Linked DNA regions of Mus musculus: all the other regions are linked to region 3. Evidence: chromatin loops called from intact Hi-C (ENCODE). Cell type or tissue: left cerebral cortex. All regions are shown on one strand. Region 1 has its middle 38 kb from the start of Gm34122. Region 2 has its middle 200 kb from the start of Gm34122. Region 3 overlaps Dcdc2a (doublecortin domain containing 2a).

The links. Peaks named below come from ENCODE experiments on the same cell type or tissue, not always from the same donor. Only the 100,000 strongest peaks of a DNase experiment are listed, where the experiment ranks them.
Region 1: it touches region 3 in a loop (2.5-fold over the local background); 3 of 42 quality-filtered maps call a loop at or near these places.
Region 2: it touches region 3 in a loop (3-fold over the local background); 2 of 42 quality-filtered maps call a loop at or near these places.

The regions. Positions count from the first base shown.
Region 1 is chr13:25,397,001-25,399,500 of GRCm38, reverse strand. No RefSeq gene overlaps it. Among named protein-coding and RNA genes, the nearest start is that of Gm34122, 38 kb to the right of the region's middle. In left cerebral cortex, no CTCF peak of the experiment used is centred here; a DNase peak (open chromatin) is centred at 1,267.
Region 2 is chr13:25,557,766-25,560,265 of GRCm38, reverse strand. No RefSeq gene overlaps it. Among named protein-coding and RNA genes, the nearest start is that of Gm34122, 200 kb to the right of the region's middle. In left cerebral cortex, no CTCF peak of the experiment used is centred here; a DNase peak (open chromatin) is centred at 1,233.
Region 3 is chr13:25,186,235-25,188,734 of GRCm38, reverse strand. Dcdc2a (doublecortin domain containing 2a) reads right to left here. Exons shown (of 10, transcript NM_177577.3): 8 at 959-1,059. Among named protein-coding and RNA genes, the nearest start is that of Nrsn1, 83 kb to the left of the region's middle. In left cerebral cortex, a CTCF peak has its summit at 1,129; a DNase peak (open chromatin) is centred at 1,202; H3K4me3 peaks cover 256 bases.

The DNA of each region.
Region 1 (2,500 bases), 210 kb before region 3:
TTTCCAAACAGTGCCACCAACTGGAGCCCACATGTTCAAACACATGAGCCTACTGGGCATATTTCATGCCAAAGTATAGTAGGTATTATGGCCAGCTCTGTTTGGCTGATGGCCTTCTTTAGAGTTCTGAGAATAAAAGAAGTAGAATTATCATACTCTGTATAAATATTCTGTCTTACCAGTACCCAAGAAGAAATGCAACAAGGGCTGAGGAATTGCTGCCAAATAATTTCACAAAATCTTTCTGTATACCGTAATAAGAAAAAAATAATAAAATAAAAGCTAATATCCACTTGCAGACATGTAACTTCATTCCTCAAAATACTTACCATAGACCTTCCAAGAGCCCATAAATTCTATTCCAACATATATATTTGTTTAAAAAAAATAAAGCATAGCAGGACATAGTGTTGATACCTGTGATTTCAGTACTTACAGGCAGAAGGACTGTCATGAGTCTGGGGCCACCCAGAACTGTATAGCCAGTCTCTAAAATAAATAAATAAAGTTTTAAGAAAGGAAGAAAGAAAATAATAGATACCTGATGATTTTATTTATTCTGTATTTTTATATGCTATTAGAGATCAAATCCAGGGTCTTGTGCGTGCTAGGTAAGCATTCCACCACTGAGCCGTGTTCCTAGGCCTGGCTGTATATATATGCTTATACCACCATTCAAAAGGTAGAAATACTCTAGATGAAAAATAAAACTAAATGTGTTATATCTATACAATGATGTTAATTAGTCACACAAAGGAATGGCGATCTGACATATTCCATGACATGAGTACACCTTGAAAATATTAAGCAAAGTAAAAATAGCCCGACATGAAAGAATACTTATTTTATTGATCCCTTCACATAATGGTTCTGGCTTAGAAAGCTTGTAGTAGAGAGGTCGCCAGGGCTTAGGAGAAAGCAGATACAGGGAATTTCCTGTTTATTGGTATCTTGTGTCCTGTCTGGATGATGGGAAGACTCTATTAGTAGAAAGTGATGATAGTTAAAGCCTATACAATAATAGTAAGAAGAAATTTGTTTTGCTTCCCTAACATCTAAAACTCCTCTTTCCCACACCAGATGTCACACCCACAGTCACCACCATCCCAGTGACATGGCCTCCTTAATGACAAACACAGAAAGAGAGATGGTGTTTGGTGCAAGAAGAGACATCACAGAGCCCACCTCCTCCCACAGCCTATACCTACTGAAGAATCTGAAGGACAGGTCCCCAAGGCTGCATTTTCTTTTGTTCCGGGAGCTTCAGAATGCTGTGGGAGTAGAGTGTGTGTGAGCTGTTCTGCCTGACTCCTGGAACCCTTGGCCATGACAGCATCTCATGCTCTTGGTTGCATGTGCTGAGCTCCATTCTCCATGGTGACACATCACAAGAAGGCTGATGTCACATTCTGACAAACTCTGCTCCAAGTCTGCTTTTTCTCAAAGTATTTAGGAAAAATGGTGAGTTTCTCCTTCCTTCCTTCCTTTCAGAACTGCTCTTTCTTCACTGCTTCTGGCCTCTAAATTACCTCTCCTAAGAGGACATACTAAGTCCTTCTAAATAGAATTAGTGCTCATGATCCATCTTTTCTATGAAAGTGATTGTTTTGTGAGGATCACTGATAGATTCAACTACACTGGGCCAACAAGATCTTGGAATACTTTTTCTCATTTCTTTTTCCAGATATATGTTTTCTAGGGTGTATTTAACTGTTAGGCACAAAAAAAGTGTTTTCCTTATTCTCCTTACATCTCAAACATTTTCTCTATCTTCCTATCCTGTCTCATTTTCCCTCTCTGAGATTTGATCCTTGAATCTTAATGGTTGCTAAGTGGAAGGTATGGCTTCTAATAGCTTCTTCCATACTGAATGGGGTGTTGACTTTACCTACCCAAAGACCAAGGGTCTCAGCCTATCTAAATTAAGCAGGCAAAGGGGGGCATTAGAAGTTAGAGCTTAGAGATCAGAGGGTCATCATTTGAAAGAAGCCTGAAAAAGAGTGTGACATTCCTTGAGATATGAAACTACATAAACCATAAAGCATCCAGTAGATTGTCATGGGTAAGAAGAGCACCAAAAATAATAGGGCCCCCTGATCATAGTGAGCCTGCTAACCATGACCCCAAAGAATTACTAATGCTTAAAGCAGAGTTTTCCCTAACCGATTCTGAGTCTGTGAAGCTTTGCAGGCTGAAAATACGTGGACCCAGTTATTATATCTACACAGTACTGACAATAGTTCTGCTTGTGCTCCTGTTGGACCAGGAGGAGACATCACATCTTGTCTGATAGCTGAGATAATCTGAACTTTTGAGCTTAGAACTGAGCAGAGAGAACATGTCAACAGCAGCCCCCAATAAATGTGAAAAAGTCCAATGGTGGGGTGTGAATCATCTTACTAATGTCAAGAAATAAAGTAAGGTTGTTATCACTCTTGATTGGTTAGAAATGGGAGTTTTATTTGGAAAACATTTTATATCTGCCTATAGTTTGCAGGTA
Region 2 (2,500 bases), 370 kb before region 3:
ACCTCTCATAAATTTAGCTTATGATCAAATACAGGACAAAGAGGCAGAGAAAATAATTCAATATAACAATAGAAAGATCATCTGACCAAAAACAAATTGAAGTTCTAATTGCATGTGATTATGGAGGATCTAAGTATGTCAGGCAAATATTAATAAACATGAAGGGAAAGGCAAATCAGTTGGTACAACAGCACCATGTGGCTTTAATCCCACTTTCAGCAAGGGACCTATCATGCAAAGAGAAAGATCATTAAAGAACTTGTAGAGATCAAAGTGCACCCTCCATCAAGGAACCTAACAGACAGCTCTAGAATAGTCTGTGTTGTAGCTACAGAACATGGCTTCTCATCAGCACATGGAGCATGCTACAGAATAAATTATATGGTCAATGACAAGAAAAGCTCAAAGATCCATAAACTGGAAATCAAATTATTATATCTGCTGGTAGCTAAGCACTAAAACTACAAATCTGTAGTGAAAAGAGGGGGGAAAAACTACTGAAAGTAAAAAAGAGCACAGGACTCAAGCAAACTGTTGGACCAACAGTGGATCAAGGGAAAAGGAAGGAGATTAAAAGATCATTCCAGGCAAATGAACATGGATGCACAGTCTACCAGACCTGTTGCAGGAAGCTGCAAAAGTGGCCCACAAGGGACGATGTATATACTCAGCAGTGCCTGAAAAGATATCTGAATGATCTCACAGACAACCTACCACAAAGACAAGCTGAAACCAAAGAGAACAGCAGGCATAACAACCAGAGCAGAAGTTAATGGAATCCAGATGCAAAAGCAGTTCTAAAGATCGATGAGATGAAGAGCTGATTGTTTAAAAATAATCACATTGATAACCGATAAACCCTTAATTAAGAGAGGTAAAAAGAAATAGAAAAAGACTTGCATGGAGTCAGAGGTAAAAGGAGAGACCATAAAATGCCACAGAAATGAAAAGGACTCTAGAGATAGCTGCCAATAACTGGATGCCAACAAGCTTCATAGCTTGAAAAACTGGAAAAAATTCCTGGATGCAGACACCTTCCAAGATCAGTCATCAAGAAACAACAAACTTCATAGACTCATAGTAAACAAGATTGAATGGATAACCAAAAATGGCTCTCATCAAAAAAACAATGCAGAGCCAGATGGCTTCACTCCTAGGTACTACTGAGCATTTCCAAAAAGAACTAACAGCACTCTTTTTAAATTGTGAGGGAAAGCTTGAAAACTATTATAAGCCCAGTGTTACCTTAACACCCAAACCAGAGAAAGACTGAAGAAAAAGGACAAGCTACTGGGAGGGAGGTGTCTGTGATAAATATGGCTGCCAAATGCTCAACCAAAGCCCAGCAAGTCAAATCCAATGGTAGCTGATGGATTTACCATGGTGACAAGCTTCTCATCTCAGGTTGCACACCTGAGTCAATGTATAAAGCAACAGTAGGATAGAGCTAAATGTTTTCATACTAAACTCTGGGACAAGACAAGTTACCAGCTCTGTTCACCAGACTTCCTGCAGCCATCGCCAGGGGAAAAATAATCAGGCAAGAGAAAGAAACAAAGCAATTTGAATGGGAAAGAAGTCACAGGGTCAGTTTGATGTCATTATCGGATATGTGAAAATCACAGATGGGAGGGAAGGCCCTTGGTCCCGTGGAAGCTTGACACCCCAGCATAGGGGATTGCTAGAGCAGTGAGGCAGAAGTGGGGGAGTGGGTGGAGGAGCATCCTCATAGAGGCAAAGGGGAAGAGGGAAGGAGAGATGGGATAGGGGTGTTGTGGAGGGGTAACCTGGAAGGGGGATATCATTTGAAATGTAAACAAATAAAATGATTAATAATAAAAGGAAAACACCCAAAACAACAGACAAGCAGATCTTCTCCTAATTACAAAGCAAATGTTAACAAGGTGCAGAATATGATGGCCACTCAAACATGAGTAGCACTGGTCCACACAACACTTGGTGGTCTTGGATAGTTAACTTTCTGCTGCTGTGACAAACACCATGACCAAAAGCTCACTGAGGAGGAAAGGGTTTATTTCGCTAACTCTTCCAGGTCCCAGTCCATCACTGAGGGAACCTGAGGTATGAAGATAGAGGAATCTTATTTACTGGTTTATTCCAGACTATCTTTCTTATACAGCGAGGCCTACTTGCCTAGAAGTAATGCTGCCTTCAGTTAGCTGGGCTCTCATCAGTTAGCAATCAAGAAAGTGCCACACAGACCTCTCCACAGGTCAATCTGATTGAAGCATTCATCAAATAAAGACTCCCTTGTATAACTCTAGGCTGTGTCAAGTTGGCAGCTGTAGATCCCCAGGAAAACCAGTAATCAAGAAAATAACCCCATTTTTTGTAGCTACAAAAAGCTATAAAATATCTAAAAGTGAATTTAACCAAGGGAAGAGAAATTAAAGAACACACATGCTATATATGTAAAAATATACAAAATGGAAAGATCTAGTTTTATGGATTATAGAATCAAAATAATTGAAATACTTGT
Region 3 (2,500 bases):
GAGAACTATGCTGTAATTCATATAATTCAAATTTAATAAGGAATTACTATAAATAAAAAAATGCATGGTAGGGTCTAGGGAGTTGGCTCAGTGGGTAAGAGCGTGCTAAGCAAGCATGAGGACGTCAGATGCCCAGAACCCACATGAAAGGCTAAGCAGGGCACACATCTTTGACCCAGTGCTGAGAAGGCAGGGACGGGTGGATCCTCAGGGCTTGCCAGCCAGCTGTCTAAGCAAACTAGTGAACTCCAGGTTTGCTGAGAAACCCTGTCTCAAAAGTAAGACAGAAAACAACTGAAGAAGACTCTCAGTGTCTACCTCTGACCTACACACACACACACACACACACACACACACACACACACACAAGGGGGGCTTGGGCATATGAGCACACATAAGCACACGGATAACTGGCTTACTTCTTGAAGTTAGCCAGAATTAACATGTCTTAATTTCTTCTGTTAGCATACCTTCCTGTAACACAAATAAGTCCACTGTCCCCCTGGCCTAGGAAAGGACATTACTACACACATAGAAAACATTTGAGTTCTATTTATGTGAGCAGTTCCTTTACAAAAGAAGAAGAGAAATCTAACCACAAAAAATATTGAAGACCCTGAAGGAGAGACTATCATGGCATTTTTAAAACACGTTTTCTTTTAGAAAATGACTTTTTCCTAAGATTAAAATTCCCAGCCAGTGCTTCGTTTTTAAATCGGACTTTGTGAGCTTGTGGCTCACATCCAGCTCCCTCTGTTTTGTCCTGCTTATTAAGAACATACCACTTCCACATTGAAGAGAGGCAGGTGGGTATTTTCTGGAGGAGTACCAAGAAGAACTTGGTATACCTCAGAAGTCATTTGACCTCTTGGCGCCTGAGTGTAGGGGGTCGGGGCCGGAGGGGGTAACAAGGCCATCACTGCTGGGTTCTGTGAATGTTTAGAGGCAGGAAGATTACCTGGTCCACTGGAACCTCAACCTGGGTGTCTTCATCTTCTTGAACTTCTGCTGCCCCCCTTGTTTCAGATCTCTCTGCTCCAGCTTTGAAAATGCCTTCACCTGTGGAGACAAACTCATATGAAAAAAAAAAAAACAAAATCCAATCGTGACATCGTGTGGCTGAAAGCTGACATTACAGTAAAATACCTAAAGAGGGATATGTAGATTTCAGTTCCTCTTAAAGATCCTGGGCCCCGATCATTATGCTTTAACTGAGAGGAGGTCCTGTGGCCAGAGGAAGGAGAGCAGAGCTCTGCTGGAATGGCTGCCTGCTCACACACTGCTGCTGACTGGTGCCGCCAGTCGCCAGAGATGGAAAAGCCTCCTGGCTGGACCCCAGTCCCCTCCTACCCAGCAATCAGTGACAACGTTCCCTGTGTTACAATACATTTAAGAGTTTCCATTTCCCTGGAGATTGCTATGCATTCAATATAATGTAGGCAAGCGATTCTCTTTATTGAGGGGAGGGAATCGTGTTTTTATTGCAACAGGCTCATGCACACAGTGGACTTTCTGCGGAAAATCAGCGTGCTCTAGCTTTGCAGATTTCTACAGGATTTTTCACAACCTGTGGCTTTAAGCTCTGACAACAGAAGAGACCTAAGCCCCTAGGGATTTAAGCTAAGCTCCTGTAACTTGCTTCCCTTTGCAAAGCAGCAATCTCTGTTGAAGAACTTTTAATGTCTCCCCTCGGGGGGCCTTCCCTTCTCCAGTCCCAGTAATCAAATCCTAGAGCCATCTGTCATTCTGTCTGTCTACTTGCTTCCAGACAGATTTAGTGCTTCAGCCACCCTCACAGATGTCTTCTTTGCCTAATTTTTAAGGCTCCCCAAGGATGGAAATGTTACCTCCTTTACGCTACTCCAGTGTTTGATTATCCCTGCAGCCTAGAAACTGATCCTGTCTTCTGTAACAAAGGCATGATTGTTAGAAAAATTACTTAATGCATGCCACATGACACCACACATTGCTAAAGGTCCAAGGTCAATCTTAACTATATGCAAAATGTATGTTTACATTTGTTGAGGAATAACCATACATAAGACACCAACACTGTAGTGTAAGACATGAATGAGACTTAGTTCCTAGACTGGGATGTAGGTCAGTGCACTCACGCTGTAGAGCACTCACACTGATGTAATCTGCTCCCTGTGGCTGCTTACAGCCCAACAAAGTGAGAGACACTGAACAGTGCAAAGTTGCTCAGAGGTCAGGGGTCTCATAGGTAAGAGGGCAGCAGCTGAACTGTTTCCTCTGGCATTAGGGAAGAGGGCTGGAGTGGAGTGAAATGTCTACCAGGCTCAACTGAAACCAAAACCAGTAGCAGAGGGAAGAGCCCACTGGGATGCTAATTCATTCTCATTATAAATGTTACTAAGGTGGTGGTGCTATACATTCTTAGGGAACATGCATTTCTTAAAAGTAGTGTTGTTATTCGTCTTGCTATAACATGTATACAGTTTGGGAAAGTTAGACGATGAAGGAAATAAATCCCTTCCGA